5 separate regions of the Homo sapiens genome follow, and regions 2, 3, 4 and 5 are each linked to region 1. A link is a loop called in an ENCODE intact Hi-C map of the cell type or tissue named here. Cell type or tissue: natural killer cell. All regions are shown on one strand.

The links. Peaks named below come from ENCODE experiments on the same cell type or tissue, not always from the same donor. Only the 100,000 strongest peaks of a DNase experiment are listed, where the experiment ranks them.
Region 2: it touches region 1 in a loop (6-fold over the local background); 5 of 110 quality-filtered maps call a loop at or near these places.
Region 3: a loop joins it to region 1, with 4 times the contacts of the local background. A loop is called at or near these places in 2 of 110 quality-filtered maps.
Region 4: a loop joins it to region 1, with 4 times the contacts of the local background. A loop is called at or near these places in 2 of 110 quality-filtered maps.
Region 5: it touches region 1 in a loop (2.1-fold over the local background); 2 of 110 quality-filtered maps call a loop at or near these places.

What each region holds. Positions count from the first base shown.
Region 1 is chr4:101,415,100-101,420,099 of GRCh38, forward strand. No RefSeq gene overlaps it. Among named protein-coding and RNA genes, the nearest start is that of PPP3CA-DT, 70 kb to the left of the region's middle. In natural killer cell, no CTCF peak of the experiment used is centred here; a DNase peak (open chromatin) is centred at 3,122.
Region 2 is chr4:101,525,328-101,530,327 of GRCh38, forward strand. No RefSeq gene overlaps it. Among named protein-coding and RNA genes, the nearest start is that of PPP3CA-DT, 180 kb to the left of the region's middle. In natural killer cell, no CTCF peak of the experiment used is centred here; a DNase peak (open chromatin) is centred at 2,084; H3K27me3 peaks cover 1,492 bases.
Region 3 is chr4:101,018,209-101,023,208 of GRCh38, forward strand. No RefSeq gene overlaps it. Among named protein-coding and RNA genes, the nearest start is that of LINC01218, 140 kb to the left of the region's middle. In natural killer cell, no CTCF peak of the experiment used is centred here; DNase peaks (open chromatin) are centred at 833, 2,063 and 2,913; H3K27ac peaks cover 2,674 bases.
Region 4 is chr4:101,326,357-101,331,356 of GRCh38, forward strand. All of the region lies in intron 1 of PPP3CA (protein phosphatase 3 catalytic subunit alpha), which reads right to left. It overlaps MIR1255A (microRNA 1255a), which reads right to left and starts at 4,058; the gene lies at 3,946-4,058. In natural killer cell, no CTCF peak of the experiment used is centred here; DNase peaks (open chromatin) are centred at 1,815 and 2,155; H3K27ac peaks cover 3,042 bases.
Region 5 is chr4:101,192,611-101,197,610 of GRCh38, forward strand. It overlaps PPP3CA (protein phosphatase 3 catalytic subunit alpha), which reads right to left. Exons shown (of 14, transcript NM_000944.5): 2 at 3,306-3,506. Among named protein-coding and RNA genes, the nearest start is that of MIR8066, 46 kb to the right of the region's middle. In natural killer cell, no CTCF peak of the experiment used is centred here; no DNase peak of the experiment used is centred here.

The DNA.
Region 1 (5,000 bases):
GAGGGAAGAAGGAAAGCAGGGAGGGAAGGAGGGAGGGAGGAAGGAGGGAAGGAAGGAAGGAAGGAAGGAAGTAGGGAAGGGTAAGGCAAGAAATTCCTCAGTGTTTAGCAAATGCCAAGCATAAAAATCATAAAAATGAGAATTCAAAAAAAATTTCATTTGTTTTAGGTCTCCTATTGATATGGTTTGGCTCTGTGCTCCCACCCAAATCTCATCTCTAATTGTAATCCGCACTTGTTGAGAGAGGGACCTGGTGGGAGGTGATTGGGTCATTGGGGTGGTTTTCCCGATGCTGTTCTCATGATAGGTGATTTAAAAGTGTGGCACTTCCTTCTTCGCTCGCTCTCTTGCTTGCTCTCTCTCTCTCTCTCTCTCTCTCTCCTGCCACCATGTAAGACACACCTTGCTTCCCCTTCACCTTCTGCCATGACTGGAAGTTTTCTGAGGCCTACTCAGCCATGTGGAACTATGTGTCAGTTAAATCTCTTTCCTTTATAAATTGCCCCATCTTGGAGAGTTCTTTATAGCAGTGTGAAAATGGACTAAAACACCTATTTTCCAAGAAACAAAATAAATCACAAAGAAAAAAGTGACTTAGCTACATAAAAATTGAAAAGAACAAAACTATTACTATTAAAAACAGCAAATGAGTAAAGAGCAATCAAGTAAGAAAAATTTTATAGCAAATATGACCAAAAAAAAGGCTCATCTCCTGAAAATATAAAGGCTTCCTAGACACAGGTAAGAAAAATCTTAAGCCCCCTACAGCTTGAAGAAAATAGCCATAGAATTTTGCTCATCATTCTTTCAAACAGATATTTAAAATGTGATAAACTATTTCACTTCACTGGTAATGTCACAGGATTCTTGCGGTGTCATTTTTCTGGCCAGAAACCTCTGTGGCTGGTGGAGCCTTTGCTCGAGTTTTGCTCTGGCCTGCTGGGCTCATTCTGCCCACCAAGCTTGGCAGGCTGCATTTGGCTTGTGCCACTGGCCTGGATCCCACACCTGCCAAGGGCAAGCCAAGCAAGGGGTGTATGAGTGAGCGAGGGTGGGGTCTGGCCACTGCACACAACCAGGCATGCCGGCTGTGGTGGGGCAGGCAGCTCCAGGCACTGGCACGGGTGCTTGTTCCCTGCAAGGCTGTGGCTGGACCAGATATATGGCAAGTAGCTTCCACGGCTGGCACCAGGAAATGCAGTGGCACCTGGAAGCTTGGAGACACCAGGAACTGCAGAGCCCCAAAGAAGGTCACAGCCCTGGCTTGGGGAGCTCCTAGGTCTGGGCTCCCTGAAGGGCTGCAGCTCTTCTCTCCTTCTGTCTTCCTCCTTGTTACCCGCAACTTGGTGAGCAAGGAGTGTGTTTCAGCCCTGTTTGTGTTATGGCTCTTTCATCCCCACCATTCAGCGAGTCCTGAGTTCTTGTCCTGCGTCCAGGAATAATGAGGTATGTGAATAAGTGGTGGGAGAGCAAAGCCAAGAGGTGCTTTATTGAGTGATAGAATAGCTCAGAGGAGACCCATGGTAGGCACACCCTCTCTGCAGGCAAGTCATCCCAATGAGTATTCAGCTCTCATTAGAGAGGAGACCCACAGTGCATAGCTTCTCTCCACAGGCAGGTAGCCTCTCATCTGCCTGAATCTGGCTGAGTCCAGGACTTTTATGGGCTTCAGAGGGAAGGAAGTGCATGCTGATTGGTCCATGGGCAGCTATGGGTGGGCCCAGAAAAAGCACCATAATTTCTGGCTCTGGTCTGCTGAACTGGCAGCCTGGACCCCAGGCCTCAGGCCATCCCTGTCCTGAAGGTGGGGTTTCACCAGGGACCCACTTGTATCTGCCCAGAAGCCTATCTGCCTCCTGCCACCATTAACATGCCCTCTACCATGTCCAGGCTGTTTGTGCTAAGGGGTGCCTGCAGGGCCCATGCTGAGCTGCCCTTAGCCCCACCCTGGCCTCCCTCCTGTGCTCCTTGGCACCCTAAGTCCAGAGGGAGGTGAGGCAGCAGGGAGCTGGTGTATCAGCACTCACATACCTGGCTGGCTCATGACAGCATCTGGGCTGGGCCACAACTTTTCTCTGAAATTGGAGTGGGCACATGACAGCGCCTGGGTCTGGCCACAACTTTGCTGTGAAACTAGAGCAGGCACCAGGAGAGGGGAGACGCCAGTCAGCAGGAGCAGGCACATCCGATCCTGTGGGAGCAGGGGGGGCTTCCTGGCCCACGAGAATGCCGAGATGCCCAGGTCTGTAGCCACCTGCAGGTGCAGGTGTGCCTGGGAGGGCAGGGATCCCATCCCTCCAACTTGGAACGGGGAGGGGTTTCTTCCTATTCCTGACTCCTGCAGGATCCCTGGAGTGCCTCAGCAGCCAGTGTCATAGCGGGAGCCACTCTAGATGGGTGGCTGCTGCCATCAGTAATGAAAGAAATGTAAACTGAAATAAGACTTTAGTTTGACTAACAACTTATAACATAGAAATATACTGAGGAGCAAAGACGATTTGGTAGAATAAGAGTATTCACTTAATTTTGATACATGCTAATGTTTGAGAATCATTGATGTAATAAAATATTACACAGGCAGTCAGTGTTTCAAGGAACACTTAACATGGAAAAATGCTTATAATATTAAGCAAATAAAAAGAAAAACAATTATGTATATTTAGTATGATCATATGTGAATTACAGATAATATTTTTCCATTTGTAAATACATGAGTACATACATATTTGTAAAATCAAAACCATTCCTATATGTGCATATATATACATTCGCACATACATATGTACTAGCAGAAATAAATGCTATTCTCAATACATCAGAGGAGGTAGCTTTAAATTTCTTCTTTCCACATTTATGTATTTTTCCAAGTTGTCTTCTATAATGACATATTTTTAAATTATCAATAAATATCTTGGCTACATACATTTTCACATATATATGATGTTTGCAAAGCTCAAAGCCCCAAGTTTCCTATAGCCCTAAATGTTTATTAACCTTTCGTAATCAGATTGATTTATTGCAAAGAGAGGCCCCTTCAATTGTAGACAATGTTTTATCATTCAAGAAAACAGTAAGATGTGGTACTTGGGTTGACCTAGCCACAGGCAGGATGTGGCTGCCAGAAAAGCGCTATAAGTCTTTGAGCAAAGAGCCACATCCTCCTCCCACTATTTCTTTTTTTAGCTAATGGCAACTCCTAAGATTCTGACTTTAACCAAAGTTCACATCTTTGTATTGCTCTCCTACTCCCTTTTTAAGTCAGCAACTCATAATAAGCTTAGTATATAACACAGGTTATACAATTTAAGAAAATACTAGGCATTAGGGATTTCAAATAACTGAGCTCATTTAGCCAAAATGGTAAAACAGGGGGACTCGTGAAAAAGATCATAATCAAATAACGGGTATTAATGCTATATTAAAAATTGTCTGTCTTTGTTATCTCAAAAAGCCACCAGAATTCCTTCTCTGGTCTAACTTGCAACTATCCAGACACACAGAAAGTTCAATCTATTCTACTAGTACTTGGACAATGCAGTGAATCTGACATTGTTTACAATGGTCTTAAAAGCCCTTAGGTGTTGGTAACATTTTATGTCATAGAAAATATTGTAGCATGTACCTCTTTACTTGTGTACATCACTGAAACAACTTCCCTTTGCTTCCTGCTCATGGTTATATAGATTGTATGAAGATTAGAGGGCATCCCCAACTGCTGGAAACTGACAGCTGCCCTCCATTAGGGTATTTAGTGCCTAAAAGTGACATCATTCAGCTTCTATGCTATGATAGCTATGATATACTTCACCTTCTGGAGATCATATTGGAGAAATTCTGTTGGCGGAAATATAATTCCACACCCTAAGTAAGGGCAGAATTTGCTGTGATTTGGAATAATAGTGATATATTAAAGAACAGTGATATGTTAAAAGAAGTATCCAAAAATCACATATTAAAGAAAATTAAAGAGCATAATTTTATGTAGTGATCTTGAAAATTAAATTCACTTATTCAACCTACTCAACAGCAACAAAATCTTAGATTTCCTGGTAACTGTTATTCAAAATGTATGGATGTATAAGTAGGAGCATGAGCTGATTTTGGAAACCTAGATGCTGCCATCTGAATGTTATGGCCATGTCCCCTGGTTATATTACCCAGGTCATTTTTATGGCTTCCTACAAACGCGCTTTGTATTTGACTACATTTGGAAATACTCAGAAGGTTTTCAAATGAAGCCTATATGAAAGTATAGAAACTGACTGAGTCATGGAAATCCTGAAGATAAAGTGATCTTACAGAAACTAGAACAAAGTTAAGTAAAACAAGGGTCTCGATAAAAAGCCCAGTCAAAAATGAGTAACTTAAAACACCTGTGTTTTGTCAACAGTGGCTTGGCAGCTAGAATAGGAAGGACAGAGGAAGTTAAACCCACGCTGGTTTCCAGAAGTCAGCTACAAAAAATGAACCTCTAGGACCAGATGGTTTTATGGCTTTGGTAAACAATAGATTTGCATAATGCTTCCTCAATAATTCTGTCAGGAAGAGTGCTGAGCTAAAAAACAACGTGCAATTGTGCCTTTTTTGAAAGACCAGCTCTCTAAATGGCCAACTGGTAATTAGGAGAATCTAATGCTGAGAAGGACAGAGTATATAAAGGACTATTATCTTGAATAAGTAATTGTAAATGCCAGTATATTTGGTAGTATTAGGTCTCCACTGGTGGCCACATTATACACTGATTATCAAAGGGGAATGAAGGCGTCTCTGATTTTGGGCACCACCTCCCTAAAGTTTCTTTGTTTGTTCTGCTTTGTAGCTTCCTTTGACTTTTGTTTCTAAGGCTTGCGGGGGGCTGCCATTTGGTTTCTCTTCAAGAATTAACAAACCACTTACTCTTGAATTCTCTTCTAGTTAACACAGGCATCACTACTTCCAATTGATCTCAGGATGTGGGATCCTCATACACATTTTGAACAAAATCCTCTGTTTCAGCAAGT
Region 2 (5,000 bases), 110 kb after region 1:
ATTCCCACCTTTATAATGCAATCTTCCCTGTTGGAAATTATTTTTTTGTCCTTTGCTCTGTTAGGAATTGCTTTAATAATGATATTAGCTACTTAATGTTTTAAGGACACTTTATATATAATTTTATTTAAAGAAGTAGAAATTAACTGTATTTGACAAACAAGAAAACTGAGAATACAGCAAAGTTGATTGCCCAAAGTCACATAAAAAGGAAAGAGCAAAATGATGATTTGAATTCATGAATATCCACTCACAGCCAATGTTACATGCTTTTTCAAAACCAAATGGACTTCATCACCTGAAACCATTCTGTTTATTTTATACTCATGTATTCTATTGCATTGTTGATTATCAAGTGTGGTAGATTAAATATGGCCACACATTCTCTACAGCTCTTCCCATAAGGATGAGTCTATTTCTGTATACATCTTGAATCTGTATTGGCCTTGTGACTTGCTTGGCCAATATAATGTAGTGGTAGTAAAGATGTATAAGTTGTGGAGCACAGGCCTCAAGAGACCTTGCAGATTTAGGCTTTATCCTCCTTAACTACTTCCACCTCTATCTAAGGAAATGCAGGATAGCCTACTGAATGACAAGAGAACACATGAAGAGGGCTCAGCCAACAGCCAGCATCATTCTCTTATTCCCTGCAACCCCAGGCAAGCTGTTAGTACACTGTAACCACATAATTGCCCAACAGAGAACTTTGCAAATAATCCAAGAATCAAGAGAAAAATAAATTTCATTTTAAGCCACTGAATCTTAGTGTGATTTGTTAAATTTATAAATATTTAGCTGATAGCAAAATTGGTACCTAGAGGTAGATTTCAGCTCTGATATAGACATGAAAATATGGCATTGGCTTTAAGACCAGGTGGTGGGTCAATGATAGAGAATGAATTATGAGACTATTAGAGGAGGCTGGAAAAGTAATGAGGAAACTGTTATGGGAGGCAGGAGAATGGACATCCGTGTTATGTAATTCCTGTACAATTAGCATAACTATTGCCTGTGGTAACTTAGAAGATAGAGAATATACCTGCCTTAGTCAGTTTAGGATGTTATGATAAAAATGCCATGGACCAAGTAGCTTGAACAAGAGAAACTTATTTCTCTCTCTTCTGGAGGCTGGAAAGTCCAAGATTATGGTGCCAATTTATTTGGTTCCCGATAGGAGTCTTCTTCCTGGTTTGCAGATGAATACCTTCTTACTGTATTCTCACATGGCAGAAAGAGATGATCTCTTTTGTGTCTTTTTGTAAGGACACCCATCCTATTCACGAGGGACCACCCTCATAACTTAATTACCTCCCACCTCCAAATACATTACATTGGGAATTAAGTTTGAACATGTCAATGTTGTGGGGGATACAAACATTCAATCCATGGCAATACCTAAAGAATATATAGCTCTGACAAAATAGATTTATAGACAGAATACTGAATGTGACAAGCTGCTTCTGTTAGTGTATGATAAGACACAGAAAGAAAGAAACTATAAGAGACTGTTCAGTTTGCAAGCCAAAACTATGAAAAGTATAGAAGTACCAGGACTTGCTGGATTGGAGAACAAACCACCTTTCACCCAGTCTTCTAGCTGGTAAAAAAAAAATTATCAATCAAATGAGGCCTGCAAGTAAATATCAAGTCGTGTGTGGCCATGAGATCCTTTCCAAAAGGTATTGCTAAGCCAGTGTCTGCATAGACTCTTACCTAGAAAACTCTAAATAGACTCTTTTTCTAGAAAATAGGGCATTTGAGAATCTTAAAAATATCCTCCCACAGCAGCCTCATATGTAGACTGAAGTAGAAATTTGGGAGTCCTCAGTAGGTAGATAATACATAAAGTCACAAAACTGGATGAGATAGACAAGGAAAAATTGGTAGAGTCAGTGAACAAGAGTCAATATAACTAAAGAGTTATAGCAATTGAGACGATATAATAAGCAGGAGAAGAGCAGTGTTAGCTTGCCATTGAGATTTCAGAGGTGCTACTCTAGTTATTGGTGATGACAATAAAAGTGTGTGGCAAAGGAGGGGGTAGGGGAAAAGATGGGTAGGCGTGAGAAACCACAGTGCTTGATGACTTCTTTGTGGTTGTTGACATCACCAAGAATGATAGCAGCTTTAGTAGAGGAGGGAAATCCCAAGCTCTGCTGTCTTCATCCTTTGTTAAATCAAGATTCAGGTGTTTTTGTTTTTGTCTTTATCCCTTTCAAGTGTTTTAGATTCTGTCAAAAAATAGATTTTTCAAAAAGCAAGTTCCTAAGCTATGGCAAACTATAATGGATTATTTTGTGAGAAAATAAGCCTAAAGGAGAAAATGATCAGAGAAATCTCAGTTAAGGAAGTCAGTGTGGTGGATCTCTCACTTCACATATCCCCTTGGAATAAGAGCTCTTCTGGAGAAGAACAAGTCTGAAATAAAATGTTGGAAAAAAATCAATAAATGATATTATATGTGAGGCCATATTCTCTCCTGCTGATGCATATTTTTATACTTAGCATCTCCAGAAAACAATGGTATAAATTAAAAAGAGAGGCTAAATAAGGTAGTGTCTATTCAGTTCTTTTTCTGTCACTAGAGAGTTTTTCTAGGGTTACCAAGAATTTATGTTTTGCTCTGTGATGGCTTAAATTTGGTAGAAGAAGCAGTTTGGGTAGCAACGTATCTGTGACATAGTTCCCTAATTAATAGTACTTAGGTCTGCATCTTTATGCTGAATAGACACAAAGAAAATTATCTGACCTCTATTACTCAAAAAGATAAATTTAACATCTCTAAATTTCCAAGATTTCCAAAGATTTCAAGATTTCCATAGAATTGTTTGGAAATTGTTTGGAAATGAAGATTTCCAAGATTTCCACAGGATTGTTACATTTATTGAGAAAATACAAAATGTATAAAAGCTGCTTTAAAATTATATAATGTTTTCAAATCAATTTGTATTTAAAGTGATAATTGCAACATGTATGTTTAAATATATACTAAAATTATATATGTATATACACATACACATATATAATTTAAATGCTTTTATTTCTCTGATATAAAATGCTTGGTGCTTATTTGGGTTTGAAAAGTTCTCACAGTCTCCCAGGGAACATGGTCCTGTCAATAAAAAATTGCACAGGACAAAGTTAAACAAGTAAGGAAGACTTTCGTCAAGACTATTGCAATAGGAGAGAGAGATTGAACTCAACTTCTCGGAAACAAAAGGCAGGGGGGTTTTAAGAGCTGGGCTGAGCTAGTAGAAAAGTACTGGAGGATATTGGGAGGGAGGGTGATAAATGGAATGTGTCAAGTAAATAGAGTTATTCCTGAGTTTGCAGGAATGTTTTTCTGTGTGATTAGTCCATCTGTGTTTGCTACTTGACAACAAGTAGATTGCTACCCTCCACAGAGACCAGGAGATAAGGGTGCTATTGTCCTTGGTTACATTTCAAAGGGGTGGCTCCAGGTTCTTGAGAAAGACAGTCCTGGGTGGTAAAACTGTCAAAAGGGTGGCAGATTTTACATACATTTCAAAAGGATGAGAAAGAATGTGCAATGACAGGTTTTCTAAATTAAATTCTGTAAGCAAAGGGAGGTCAGAAGCCTATAGTCAAAAAGAAGTCTGCCTAAAGTTTACTCAAGCTGAGGGCAACTTTAAGGTCATCTGGGTCAATCCCCAGGTTAAAAACACTGATTTTTAGACTACTTGTTATAGGAAGCCCACTAGACCAGAATTGAAAGTCCAGAGTTTTAGCATTAGCTTTCCCATGGCTAGCTATAGCTCTTGAGCAGATTGCTTAAACTCTCTAAGCCAGAATCCTCAGGATAAAAATATAAATAATTACATCTACTGTGACTATTTATAAGGATTATCATCAGGTTCAAATAAGATAAGGAATACTAGAATAAATGTCTATGATGATAATTATTTTATAACAACGGAAAATATTGAATAATTTTTTCACTGTGAACCTAAGACACACTATCTTTCCACATTTCACATTAACTTAAAGTAAGTTCAAGAGACCTATTGTACAACATGGTGACTATAGTTTACAATATATTGTGTTATTGGAAAGTGCTAAGACAGTGGGTGCAAAGTGTTAAAAACGATATGCATGTGAGGTAATGCATATGTTAACTTTTGTAAGTCATTCCGCAATGTATATATACTTCAGAACAATATGTTTTACATGGTAAATACAATATTTTCTGTCAGTTAAAAAAGTTTCGGATGGGCGCGGTGGCTCACACCTGTAATCCCAGCACTTTGGGAGGCTGAGGCGGGCAGATCATGAGGTCAGGAGATCGAGACCATCCTGGCTAACACGATGAAGCCCCGTCTCTGTTAAAAATACAAGAAAATTAGCCAGGCGTGGTGGCAGATGCCTGTAGTCCCAGCTACTCGGGAGGCTGAGGCAGGAGAATGGCGTAAATCCGGGAGGCGAAGCTTGCAGTAAGCCGAGACTGTGCCATTGCACTCCAGCCTGGGCGACAGAATGAGACTCTGTCTCAAAAAAAAAAAAAAAAAAAAAGTCTTACATTAACTTGCTGTATAATTACTCTGGTATTAGTCAAAGAGGGAGCTAGTCCTTCCCAAGTTCCTAATATAACAAAATGGCAGCACTTAATTAAATTCTTTTTTAAAAAGTTTTATTTTTCCATAAGCTATTGGGGTACAGGTGGTATTTGGTTACATGAGCAAGTTCTTTAGTGGATATTTGTGAGAACCTGGTGTACCTATCACCTGAGCAGTATATACTGCACCCTACTTGTTATCTTTTATCCCTCGCCCCCCTCCCACTCTTCCTCCCTAGTCCTGAAAGGTCACTGTATCATTCTTACGCCTTTGCGTCCTCATAGCTTAGCTCCTACATATAAGTGAGAACATAGAGTGTTTGGTTAGTGGGTGCAGCGCACCAGCATGGTACATGTATACATATGTAACTAACCTGCACAATGTGCACATGTACCCTGAAACTTAAAGTATAATTAAAAAAAA
Region 3 (5,000 bases), 400 kb before region 1:
TCATTTGAGAATTGACATCTTAGCTACAGTAAGTCTTCCAATCAACTGAGCTCTAATGAACTCAGTGTCTTTCCATTTTGTAGGTTTTCTTTGATTTTTTTTATCAGCATCTTGTAATTTTATAATTTTTGTTTTCAATTGTATACATATCTTAAAAAACTTGAGGAAAAAAACCTATTATTTTTACCTACTTACTGTTATTTCTTCAAAATTCACTTAGTAATTCTCCCCTTGTTGTTTCTACCACTTTAAAATTACAAAGTCATAAAATTTGTCCAATCCTTATTAGACTCTTACATGGAAAGATTCACCTTAGCCAAAATAAATATAAGTAGCCAGGCGCAGTAGCTCACACCTGTAATCCTAGCACTTTGGGAGGCCGAGGCGGGCAGATCACGAGGTCAGGAGATCGAGACCATCCTGGCTAACACAGTGAAACCCCATCTCTACTAAAAATACAAAAAAAATTAGCCAGGCGTGGTAGCGGGCGCCTGTAGTCCCAGCTACTCGGGAGGCTGAGGCAGGAGAATGGTGTGAACCCGGGAGCGGAGGTTGCAGTGAGCCGAGATCACGCCACTGCACTCCAGCCTGGGAGACAGAGTGAGACTCCATCTCAAAAAAAAAAAAAAAAAAAGAAAAAGAAAAAGAAAGAAATATATCATAAGTATTATTCTTTTGTCCTCCCCATCTAGATTTACTATGCCTCTGTCAAGGTAGTGGTTACATTACTGTGGTAAGCAATGAATTCAGTTTCGTCTTATTTATAGGCTACTTTGGTAGTATTTTCCAGTAGTGAAACAGTGTTGCATGAGGAAGTGATGCCAGGAGCTGTGACCATCCTTGCAACCACAAGGACGGAAGCCAATAGAAGAATAGTGTGAGAAGGATAGAAACAGCCTCAGTCCTTAGTGATGCTGTTGAGCCACCAAACTAACCTTGGGTCCTCGAAGTCGCAGATGTCCTTGTCTGGGAATTGTAAATGTCTCTGTGGTTTGAACCCAGTTAGGTATTTTGTTACTTGCAGCCGAAATACCTCCTGATACAAACACTGATTTGGCTCCATCTTAGCTTCTCATTCTCATCACTTTTTGTGCCCCACCCCTCCTTTGCTTTCACCAAGTGGTCAACATATCACTATTTTTCTGGATCTTTTCCTCTGCTCTCACTTTTTCCTCTCACACTGGAGCCCCCTCTATGCCTGCCCCCTCTGCAGCCTCTCCAGCTTTCCTCTAGGTAGGAAGATTCCAACCAAGTCAGCTTTGCCTAGGTTTTTCTGACTACACCTACCTTCTCAGCCGCCCACCACACTCACAGGTGCTCACACACGCATACACAATCTTCACCTACGGAATATCTGAAGCACTCATTTGACTCTGCATGCTGCTGAATACAACAATAACTGAAGTTTACTGAGTGCCTACTTTCTGCCAGGCACCATGCCTACTACTTTATTTGCATCATCCCTTTTGAAACCCGTGAAAAGCTTATGAACTAATTACTGTCATTGCCTTCATATCACCAGGGAGAAAATGAGATTTAAAGAAGCTTAGTTTCTCAAGTTCACACAGACATCTAATAAGTATCAGAGCTATAAAAATTCCAACCCAGGCCTAACTGTAGGCCAGGACTGGTGTCAAGAACCCTATACAGAAGTGAGTACATGTGGCACACACATTGATTTATTTTCACTGCCACTGCATATTGTGAGAGACTAGATTTTTGTCTTGAATTTCACTGTACTCCTTTCTCTGCCACAGGCCTAGTAGAAATAGCTACACAATAATGCACCCAGTTGATCAGGTGGTAGTCCTCTCCCCAAGCACTCTCACATTCTCCAGCTGTGGCCTTCCCTTCTCTATAAACACAGCTATCTTTATTAGTCTGTGACTAGCCCTGTCAGAAACATATGAGTTAAATTTTACTAAGATGTTAATAGCTGACAAAGGTTGGTGGTTTCCTTCTCTGATTTGTATCTTAAAAAAAAAAAAAAAAGATTTTTAGAGAAGGTGTTTTGAACTCAAAGGAATGACTCATGGTAAAACTTCCGGAAGGTAAACAGTGTTGAATATATATTCAAAAGGCATTTTGTGAGCAAATTCTGGCAAGCTGATGGTGATAATGGGTGTGGTTGTTATGGTAAGGTAGGGTGGTGTGAAATAAGCAATCTTTTCAATATGAAAGCATTCCATTCTCTTCAAGGCACAGGCAACTTTTTTCATTGATTCTTCACCAGGAATCTCCAGATACTCCACCACCACTTATCTCCTTTTTCTGGGTGAAGTCTAATACACTAAAACAACAACAACAACAACAAAACCACCGCTTTCTTCTCATAACCTTTTCAGTTGTGAATGTTGTATTACATACTTAAATAATTCCCACATTTTTGTGTAAATTCATATCCATTAAACAACTATAAATGAAAATTAAATTAATCATACATAATCTTGTGTAACAGCCGTGTTAAGCAGTAAAATATTTGCCTGTGCTAGAAAATCTGTAGAAATAAAAATATAGAACTGAAATTTAAGTTAGCTTTAGAAATAAATTGGACTAGGTTTCTCAAACTTGTCTGATCCACAAGAATTTTGGTGGATGCTTATTAAAATGTAGGCTCCACTCCAGACCTTTGGGGACCAGGAAATTCTTACGAGAAAGAACAGGTAACATTGAACTGGGGTAAGTGTTTCAGCTGCTCTTCAATAATGGTTTGCCATTTGGAATCTGGGAGTGCCCACACCATAAGGTCATGCCAAAAAATATTTTATTTCTCCTTCCCTACCTCCCCTTCTTCCAAGAAACACTATGCCAGGCAGTGTTTCATCCTAAGAATGCAAAGATAGCAACAATGCTCACTGCAGTGCCAGACAGACAATAAACAATTACATGCAGTGGATTAAGTGTCAAAACGGAGGTAGTACAGGATACTGTGTGCTTAGAGAGGAGGAAATGACTCATTCCAGTATTTAAGACACATCTGAAATCTGCACATAGAAGATGCATGAATACAGACCCAGAGAATTGAGGAAGCCTGGTGTCTTCCGAACATTGTGAGAAGTCCACTATGGCCGAAGCTCAGGGTCAAGTTTGGGGTAGATGAGATTGGCAGGAATCAGATCGTGAATACACTTACATGCCACCTTGTAAGACTCTCTGCAGGACAGTCCTGCAGACAACCTGGAGTTGTTGAGAAGCCTAAATGTTTCCAGCAATTGGTATAAAAAGATTTGAAAATATAACATGACAAAAATGCCTTAGGGGAGAAGTTTAAGTCAACTTTGTTCTAAGCTAATATTCTATAGTCAATTAAAACTTTGATAATCTAGTGGAGACTCTTTTCAGCTGATACACAGCAAAAAACATAAAAGAGCTGCTTTGGTTGATGCAGAAAGCTCAGTCCCATGTCAGTATTCCTGGAAATACAAGCTTCTAGCCAACAGTTTGCAAATCAAAGTTCTGTGTTTTCGGAAGACTGAATAATTGCATGGATATTTAGAATCTTACGATTGAAGGGTAATTTAGATATCACCTAGTTCAATGTCTATCTTTGAAGAGAGTTTCTTCAACTACATCCAGTATAACTCCTTCCAGGCAGCATCACTCAGGAGGTGTCTAGGCACTGAATAAAGTTTGCCCAGGTTTTAACACTTGCAGCAAAGGGGAGGCACTTGCACTCTCCTGCAGCTTACTCTCTGGTTAAGCAGAGTCATTCCTTAAGCATCTATCCTATGGTAATTAGGCATCTTTCTGATTTAAAGAACGTCTTTTGGGATAACCAACTTGGTATTATAGCTATCATGACTTCTGCTGCTCACCTTTTAAGTTTCTTCAGTCCTTCCTTAAAACAGACACTCTCTCCTGCTGGGTCTCCATTCTCCCACATGCATTCCGATTTGACAATGTTGCCTTTTCAAAATTCCATCGCCAGACATAGGTGCAACAATTCTTTCACTACTTTCTGCCTCCCATTTCTATGTATGCATTTTTTAAAAAAGACATTTGTCCTGAAAGGGCCTGGTCAGGGGCTTTTCTGGCTAATATTACCTTAAAATATATAAAGAAGGAATATCCATGAAACGAAAAGAGCAGTTCAGTGTTAAGCCTGACAGTGACTCACTGTACAATGGAATGCTGACATTTAACATTATAATAAAAACTGGTATGTTGTTAAGATTGGCAGGCATTTTGTGTGTTTATGTGGAAAAAATAAGAACCTAGAACAGTGAAAGGAACATGGCAGAGACCTGGTGTTTGAGCAATGAATAAAATAAAAAGCCACATAACAAGGGAAAAGGACATCTCTTCAGTTGCGGAGATCTCAAATTTGTTCAACCCAAGGGGCTTTCAGTTTTGAAGAAACTGGTGGGGCAAACTGAAAGGTCCCCTTTTCTAAATGGAGTGTGACAAGAGGGATCCAGTGAGTGAGAGACATGAAGTAGTAAGGTGAAAGTGTGAGACATTTAAGACAGACCATTGCCATGGTGCCTCCTACGGGGCTGACTTCATGTTGGGGGCCCTGGTTTCTGAGTAGAAAAATAGATGTGTATTAAAATTTATTTCACATGGGATGTGGCGAGGGTGAGAGGGAAGAAGTGTTTCAGGATAAGGCCATTCTGAGGGTTTCAGCCTCACCATGACACCACGTTCTGGGCTGATGCCACGAGATACTTCCAGCTTTGATGTCATCCTAAGTCATACACTGTAGATGGGCAGAGATGTTTCTCTTCCCCTCCAGTTCGTTCATCTCATCACACAAGTTTGGTTTCTGAAGATTTTTCTTTTTCTCAAATACCATTTACGGAGAACAGAAGTAGAGGATATTTTAGACAGGAAAAACAGCTGATGCAGGGTCCGTCAAATCTAGCTCTTCGTTCTTGAAAACAGTTGAAAATTCAGCACTGAGTTTGAATCCCATGAGAGTGAAGTCACCGTGGGGACTGGGTGCAGGAGGTCGGGGGACAGGAGGTTGTTTCTGTGTGTATGTCTGTGTCTGTGTGTGT
Region 4 (5,000 bases), 89 kb before region 1:
AGATTTCCATATTAACCTCCTCACAGGATTACCTTAGGGATTAAAAGAAACAGTAAAAATAACTGACACCAAGTAGGTCACATCATAATGATAAATTTAATTTTAATCCAAATAGCTCCAATTTTAAGAGAAGCAAAAAGAATGGTAATGTGTTTCTAAAATGCAAACAGGTGAATCTTAAAGACTGAAGAGTGCCATCTTCTTGCCATTTCAGCTTTTTCTACTGCCTCTTAACATTCTAGACTAGATTCCATCACAAACAGCAACAGGTAGCATTTAATGAAGTCTCCAAAATGCCGTGTCCTGAAATAAATGCATCAAAATGTTTCTTGCATGACAACACAAATCAACTAAGGGTAGCCTACAGACAAACACCACTTCTAGCTGCTATACTATTCTCTGGTCTACAAGTAACATAAGCTTTTCCTCCCACTCACTCCCTTCATTTACAAACATCTCTGAACAAGTAGCTGGGGATAACAATTCAAGAGAAAAGAAACCTCTTAAATATAGGCTAAATAATCAAAAGCAAAAGATCCCTTCTGGGGCTAGCTCTTCACAGGACAGAAGTTCAAATATGAATAGGCAGTATCTATCTGCCTATTCTGAGGCATAACTACAAAAGCATTTTAAAATATACATTATTGTGATAATTCCACCATTCTTGAAATAAACCAAATCACTCACAAAATCTCACTGTCGGAAACCTTGTGAAGAAGAAAAGAGGTAGACTTTCATCCATGTGGTCACAATATACAGCTCAGCATAAGAGTGAAAGGGAAATAATTATTTAAAATAGTGAATGTACAGAAAATAATTTACGCACATTTCCATTTTTTAAGAATATGGAGAACAGTCTTACTTCTGTCCAAGACAATTGAAGTCTAATCAAATATTGTGACTGAACCAAATATTGTGACTGAATGGGATTCCAGTTTGCCTCTCTTCCATAAGAAAAAATTCTAAAACCTGGAATCTACTACAAATATGTTAACCTCTCTCATTAGCTCAAGGAAGAACAAAAACAGTGAACTTAGAAGCTGTATTTACTAGGGGAATTCCCAAAAGAAGAGCTCTCATAATCTTCTACTTTAAAATTTCACTCATAAGACACAAATTAAATCCACATTTGTGGGAGAAAAAAAAAAAAGACAAACAAAAAATCCAAGCATGTTTCTTACATATTTTCTCACTTGGTTCCCATGTACTACCACTGGAATGTTTAATCACTGGTTATTTTACTTTGATATTCCTATTTGAATACAGACTTACCTGATATTTTTTCTATACTTATAACATTCAAATTAGCTGTATATGTATTATAAATGTTGGGCATAATGACAACTCAGCATCAATTTCCTTATAAAGTAGAGGTTATTTCAGGCTAGCTTCAGAACTGAAATAAACACACACAGCAGGAAAGTTGTAATGCATATTTTGTTTTTTCAGGCCATGAAAACCCTTACATTTCAATAAATATATATTAACAAAATGAGAACTGTCAACAAAACACTCTAGTTGTATGAACGTTACTCAAATTTTTCATCTACATGGTACTGGACACCTTTCATAAACAACAACCAAAAAAAATATATTTGAAGTTCAGGGTCCACAAAAATATCACCAGGGAAAAAAAGAAGAAAAAGAAAATATGAACCTAAGCTGATTCCAGCAGGAAGAAATTTTCCCACATGCAGAGGTATTCACCATGAAGCAAGAGATGGTAAGAGGCCTCCGTGTGAAATTGGAGCTCCCCGAATTTACAGACCCAGGAAATCAGGGCAGGGTGTTAAATCTTCTCTTACACCTAAACCTATGACCTGCAACTACCTCAACCACAGAATTTCTCAAAGTGAATCAAACAAGGTTCAGTTGGATTCAAAATGCGTTTATGAATCACAAGAACAAACAACTGTCTCCAATCACCTGCCTCAGGAGAAGCACTAAAATTCTCAATCACCATCTTTTCTTTCAAACAATTTAAGAATTGTATAACTAGGCTAACCCTAAACATTCATCATAGTACAAGAATAGTTAAAAGTAGTAAATGAAAAATTCTGATCTCAAAACAATTCACATTTGCATCTAAAATGTTACAATGAAACCACATAACTCCCTCCTCAAAATGTTTCATGTGACGTCTCCTTGAAGTGGCTTTCACTTTAGCTATGTGTGGCTTCCTTTATTTGCTTCAGCAACAAAAATATGAAAATGAATACAGGCATACCTCACTTATTGTGTTTTGCCTCACTGCACTTTGCAGGTATTACATTTTTTACAAATTGAAGATTTATAGCAATTCTGTCACAAGCAAGTCTAGCGGTGCCATTTTTCCATCAGCATGTGCTCACTTTGTGTCTCTTGTGACATTTTGGTAATTCTCACAATATTTCAAACTTTTTCATTATTATTGTATGTTATGGTAATCTGTGATCCATGGTTTTGTATGTTACTATTGTAATTGTTTTAAAGCACCTCATGTCACACCGATATAAGACAACAAATTTAACAAATAAATGTGTGTACTCTGACTGCTGTGCTGACCAGTCATTTACCCATCTCTCTCTGTCTCTCCTTGGGCCTCCCTACTCCCTGAGACAAAATAATATTGAAAATGAGGCTTATTAATAACCCTAAAATGGTCTCTAACTGTTCAAGTGAAAAGTTGCACATGTTTCACTTTAAATCAAAAGGTAGAAATGATTAAGTTTATCATGCAAGGCATATCAAAAGTGGAGACAGGCCCAAAGCTAGGCCTCTTGCGCCAAACATCCAAGTTGTGAATGCAAAGGAAAAGTTCTTCAAAGAAATTAAAGGTGCTACCTAGTGAACACACAAATGATAAGAAAGCTAAAGAGCCTAATGCCAATATAAGAAAAGTTTTTGTGGTCTGGATAGATCAAACCAATCACAAAATTCTCTTAAGCCAACACCTAATCAGCAGCCAAGACCCTAACTCTCTTCAATTCCATGAAGGCTGAGAGAGGTGAGGAAGCTGCAGAGAAAAAGTTGGAAATTAGCAGAAGTTGGTTCATGACATTTAAGGCAAAAAGCCATCTCCACAACATAAAAATGCAAAGTGAAGCAGCAAATTTTAATGTAGAAGCTACAGCAAGTTATCCAGGAGACCTTGCTTAAGATCATTAATGAAGGCGGCTACACTCAATAACAAATTTTCAATAGGGATGAAACAGCCTTCTATTGGAAGAAGATGCTGCCTAGGACTTTCACAGCTAGAGAGGGGAAGTGAACTCTTGGCTTCAAATTTCAAAGGACAGGCTGACTCTCTTTTTAGGGGTTAATGCAGCTGGTAACTTAAGTTGAGGCCCATGCTCATTTACCATTCTGAAAATCCTAAAGCCCTTAAGAATTATGCTAAATCTACTCTGCCTGTGCTCCGTAAGTGGAACAACAAAGCCTGGATAACAGCACATCTGTTTACAGCATTGTTATTGTTTGCTGAATATTTTAAGCTCTTGGCTGAGATTGAGATTTACTGCTCAGGGAAAAAAAAAAAATCCTTTCAAAATATTACTGCTCTTTGCAATGCACCTAGTCATCCAAGAGCTCTGATCTTGTACACAGCACCCATTCTGCAGTCCATGGATCAAGGAGTAATTTAAACTTTCAAATTGTACTATTTAAGAAATATATCTCATAAGACTGTCACTGCCATACATAGTGATTCCTCTAACAGATGTGGACAAAGTACATTGAAAACCTTCTGGAAAGGATTCACCATTCTAGATGCCATTAAGCACATTCATGATTAATGAAAGAGGTCAAAATATCCACATTAACAAGAGTTTGAAATAAACTGACTTTAAGGAATTTAAGCCTTCAGAGGAGGGAGTAACTGCATATGTGGTAGAAATATCAAGAGAACTAGAATTAAAAGTGAATCCTGAAGATAGGACTGACTTGGTGCAATCCCATGATAAAATTTTAATGGATAAGGAGTTGCTTCTCAAGGATGAGCAAAGAAGATAGTTTCTTTAGAATCTAAAAAATCTACTTTCTTTGCTCATCCTTGAGAAGCAACTCAAAGGATTTCCAATACTACATACATTTAGCTGATAAAGCAACAGCCACCCCAAGACACTGACAGTTCAGATGATCATTAGCACAACGGTTATGTATTTTTTAAGTGAAGTATGTACATTGCTTTTTTAAACATAATGCTATTGCACACTTAACAGACTACAGTATAGTGTAAACATAACTTTAACATGCATTGTGAAACCAAAAAATTTGTGTGACTAGCTTTCCTGTGATATTCGCTCTATTGTGGCAGTCTGGAATATCTCCAAACCGACAATATCTCCAAAATATGCCTGTATAAAGCCACAATATCTCTAAAATATGCCTGTATAAAAAGGCAACGTCTACAAAAAAAGGCTAACAGTGTACAATAACTAGCACTACACTTTTTTTTCATAGCCTTAACCTAGGGGAAAAACTTAAGGTCCAATTAAAATGACTTTTTTATGGATCTCATAGTTGGTACTTCTTTTTATGTTTTGGATCGTTTGTGTTATAACACCATAATAAGGTCAATAATGCCAAGAAAAGCATAATTTATGGTCCAGTCCCATTGTTGTGGGCCTCAACTACATATTTCTACAAAGAAGACAAAAATATCTGCCCCACGAAAAGTATTAGATTTTTCTCCCACAGAAAATGCCACAGATGTTCAGCCAAAATGATTTCCAGGAGCAATGATATTTTATATAAAAAGAAATCCCTAATAACAAGTATTTTCTATCAATTCACTGACACCATCTAATATATTTGGCCTCATCTTGCCCTGAAGTTAGTGTTATGGTGGTAAAAGCCCAGGATCTGAGTCACGACTTGGAGTCCAAATACCTGATCTACCACTTACTCACTAGGAAACTTTGCATAAGGTACTTAAAATGAGGTAATATACATGCAAGGCATGGATATTAATGTCATTAAAATTTTTAGAATAGAAGGGAGGACAGGAAGTACTTTGCTTC
Region 5 (5,000 bases), 220 kb before region 1:
TCCATGTGCTGTTATCTCTGCTCACATCATCCTTCCCCATCTTTTTCACATAGTACAATTGTACTTATCATACATGATACAATTCAATATCATGTAATCTGTCAATACTTTCTTGGCTCTCTGCATTCCTTTTGCTGAGTTCTCACACCAGTTTTTAGGTACCTCCATTACAGTTCTTAAAAAACTTATAGTAATTATCTCTTTATGTGTCTGACTCCCTTACCTAGACCTTGGATATTCTATGTCTCATATGTTTTATCATCCATAGCCATAACTTTCAATAAGTTCTCAATGCATATTCACAACAGGTAGGACCCCAGCTATTTAATAGTTTCTTTTACTCAAAGATGAAATGTAATAATCAAGGAGCACTGTCAAGGAAATACTCATTTAGAAGATAGGAACACATTTTGGTTTTAAATTAGCTATATCCACTTGGATACTTCCTAATTTGCTTGAATACACCTAGGTTATATCCTTTAATTTAGTCAACAATTTAATGTACTTATGCTTGGTTAGATATCTGTTTCCATTTTTTCCTGTTATATTCTGAGCCCTTGGAGGGCAAAGACCAGGTCTTATTCACATGTATGTGATATATACCACCTGTACCAGGTAAATGTATAATAAACATTTCATTAAATTGGATCACCAAAATGTGTTGCCTCACTGATTTGGGGCCACAGTTTTTCAACGTTCCATTTGTGTGTTTGCAAGAATACAAAGATAAGTTCAACTACATTTTTTGGGAAAAAAATGTCAAAGAGGAAAAATACTTTTCTTTACAAAATGTCTGCAACACAGAAATAGTCTTCAAATTAAAAATCTGAAACAGCTACCAGTCTAGTCAGCCATGTTAGCTGAAAGAAAAAAAAAAACAGAACTGGCCTCATGGCCCCCTTGTCTGGATAAACTTCATCTCTACTCCTATGAAGATGGTTTGCTCACCTATCTAAATCCACACGCTAAATCCGCTTTGTGAGGGCAAGTCCACACTCCTTTACTCCCTCTCCAGACGGACAGATGCAGGGAGTCAGGGGACTAGGCGGCTTCCTGGTCCTTCTGACTTCTCCAAAATAAAACATAATGAATTTTTAGGGGAAAAAAATCCTAAATGAACCCAAACCTTTCATTGTCTTATGAACACTTGAAGAGAAAGTCTTTGTTCATTTTAACTTTAAAAAATGCTAAAAGAATGAAGGAATATCTAGATTTCCAATAACTAGGACATTAATTCCTCAGTTTTTCTTAAATGGGGGCAAACCATGGCAAATGTTAGTACAACTCTTCTCTAAACATCTGAGACTGAAACATTTTTATTAATAAAAAGTAGGAGGGAAGGACTAGAGGAAAATATGGTAGTGGCTTTTTAATTATAAAATATTGATCACTTCTTTTGAGAGTTTACATATCTACTACGCTTATTTCTGAATTCCACAAAAGAAGTTATCGGTCAGTAACTTACAGAGTAAGTCTCTGGCTTGACTTACTCACCACTGGTCCAATATTGGGTTAATGTTCCTCGAGCCAATTCCTCCTCTACCTGACCCTAAACATAGTTAATACTTCTGAATTACAAATAAGAAAAAATAGCATTGCCAGACAAAAATAAAATGTAAATAATGTCAATCTCTCTAGAATGGGAATCATTCAAGATATTTTGATAAAGAAAGGTGTAGTCTGATACTCAAAAGAGCTTATCTCTTTCTTAACAGTCAAATTCAAATATTCATTTGAAGACCAATAATTTTAAAAGAAATTAGCAATCACTAATATATATGAAATACTTTTAGATGCCCCCTTTATATCAAAAAGAACACTATTCTATGTCTAAATCAGAATAATATTTAAGAGGAAAATATTTTTAGCTTCTTCAAAAATGAAAACCTGTAAATTAAGCAAACTCCATAAAGAGTAGATCCAAAGTCTCTGGTATTAGAAGCTGTATACTATACAATTTTTTTTTCTTTTTTTGAGATGGAGTCTCACTCTGTCACCCAGGCTGGAGTGCAGTGGCACAGTCTCAGCTCACTGCACCCTCTACCTCCTGGGTTCAAGAGATTCTCCTGCCTCAGCCATCGAAGTAGCTGGGATTATAGGTGCCCACCAGCACACCCAGCTAATTTTTGTATTTTTAGTAGAGATGGAATTTTACTATGTTGGCCAGGCTGGTCTCAAACTCCTGATCTCAAGTAATCCACCCACCTCGGCCTCCCAAAGTGCTGGGATTATAAGAGTTAGCCACCGCGTCCAGCCCATACAAAATTTTTTGACAATATTTAATTTTTATGGCCTAAGAGAAGCATACTTACACAAAATATGTATCTGACCATAAGAAATAACAAAACTAAAACACGAAAAATAAAATAAAAAATAAAAAGGCCCGGAGTGGTGGCTTATGCCTGTAATCCCAGCACTTTGGGAGGCTGAGGCGGGCAGATCACCTGAGGTCAGGAGTTCAAGAGCAGCCTGGCCAACGTGGTGAAACACCATCTCTACAAAAATAGAAAAATTAGCCAGGCATGATGGCACCTATAATCCCAGCTACTCGGGAGGTGGAGGCAGGAGAATTGCTTGAACCCAGGAGGTGGAGGATGCAGTGAGCCGAGATTGCACCATTGCACTCCAGCCTGGTGACAAGAGTGAAACTTCATCTCAAAAAAAAAAAAAAAAGATATTTTGTAGGGACAAAATGCTACGGGCAAAAGAGAAAAAAATGTGTCCTTCTTCCGAAAGTTCAGTGCTTCTCAAACTTTAATGTGCATCAGAATCACACAGAGGGCTGGATAAGACACAGATTGTTGGGTCTCACCCCAGGTACTGTGATTCAGTAGGCTGGAGTGGGGCCTAAGAATGCATATTTTAACAAGTTTCAAATGGTGATGATGATGATACTATCAGTCTGGGGATCACACTTTGAAAACCACTGTTTTAACTTATACCCTTACTCAACCATTGTGGAAGTCTCGGGATACTTTGTCTAATCTTTCCCAATGAATATCCTGTGTGCCACTTAGTATTTCTACTTAAAAACAATATCACTTCTTAAAGTATCACTTCAGAAATCATCACCATCTCTAAGTTGCATTCCACTTTTTAGAGCATTGCAATCTTACAGATATTTAACACATGAAAATATGTGTATATATGTATAATATACTTACTACTCTAATGTATAGATTCAACAGTAAAAGATTATGATGGGTAAGGTATTTGAAGACTCACTGGTAACTAGGACTTTTGATTTCATGCTATAAACAACAAAATGTGTATACAAGTGGGCAACCTCCCTCCTCAGGACTTACCAGTGACTGGCGCATCAATATCCAGCAAATTTTTTTCCTGTCGAAGAATTGATGCACCCTCTGTTATTATTCTCAATGCAACACTCTCTTCCAGCCTTCCCTCCTTCATAAGATGCGCCTTTAAGATATCCACACGAGGTTTTCCATCATTATCAAACACTTCTTTTGCTGTAAGCCGGTGACTTGGAGGAAATGGAACAGCTGAAAGAAGAAAGGTCTAATTATTACATTAGCCAAAACTCAACAACAAACAATGCAATAATAACCACCAAATATCCATCCTCATCACAAACCAACTAATATAATATTTTTAGAGTGGCTGAATTAAAATATGATCAAGGGCTATCTATCAAAAATTAAGAACTGCATCCTTCCTTTGATTCTAGATATAATGTGATTGCTTAAACAAAATTGATAGTTCTTGTTCATCCAGTACTATCTCTTGCATCTATAATATCCTGATTAAGTTAAAAAGAAAAGGAATGAAAAGCAGTTTTCAGTTCAACAATAATCAACTCTGTGAAAGAAAATAGTTCCTATACATCCAACCATAACCAACTTGTGCAAAGATGGGTCTCCACTAGAAAACAGGCTCCTCTACTGGGATTAGAGGAGTGGGAAAAGGTCTACCCAACCAGATTTGCTGCTCTAACTAAAGTCACATCTGAGATAACTAATCTACTCACTGTATAAGAAAACAGCAGGAATCTGAAAGCAAAAAGGCAAAAGTGCACTGACTACTGATAAGGAAATCAGGATTTGCAGGTGAGTGTGTATGCTCTCACTGAAGGGACCTCCTTAAAAGTGAAAGATCAGGATGTCAGGGACGAGATACAGGTATTTTTAAAAATGACACAGTGACAAAGTCCAATTATTGCTCAGGCTTGGAAGCAATCATTCTCTCTTCCACTCACCCGCATCTTCTTAACAGCAAGAAGCTCTCTTGTAGCTAATGCCTTCCTCTACATTTGTGAGTACATTCATTCACTCATTCCGCCAGAGGACATTCACTAAACTCCTCTAGCTTGCCCTGCATCCAAAGGTCTATGGTCAGAGATGGTACCACAAAGGTTAAATTTGCAATAAATGGCCAATAAGCTATTTAAAAACTCATTATTTCTCTGTTTCACATGATGGTTCATTCACTGGACAACTAGAAGTATCTGGCAAGCAGCATAAACATCATCCCATGTATCTTTCATGTGCCGTGTGCATTATGAAACAGACATACAGCATCTCCACTGGATGACTCCTCTCTCAGGAGAAGCACTTGATGTTAACGGAATAAACTTGGCCCTCTCCCTTCCTAAAAGTGTCTCTCAAAGAAGCAAGACTTACAGGAGACCTATGCCAAAAAATTGTGTTAATCTAATGGCATAGATTTGTAATCCCGAGTTAAATTATAACTAACAGAAAAGAAAAACTGGGAAATGAACCTGTACAGATGGATGCAAGCATGATTTTCTGGACAATCCAGCCACATCTATTTCACTATGCTGTCATATTGAAGCAGTCTTGGCAGATTTGGTGGCTGAGCAGGAGGCTTTTGTGGTCAGACAAACCTGGGTGCGAACCTTGCACTCTGCACACTCACCAGCTTATGACCTTGAGCAGGTTAAATAACCTTCTTCGGCTCCAGTTACCTCACCTGTGAAGTGAGGATTACATCTATCTGAGGATTGTTATACTAACTAG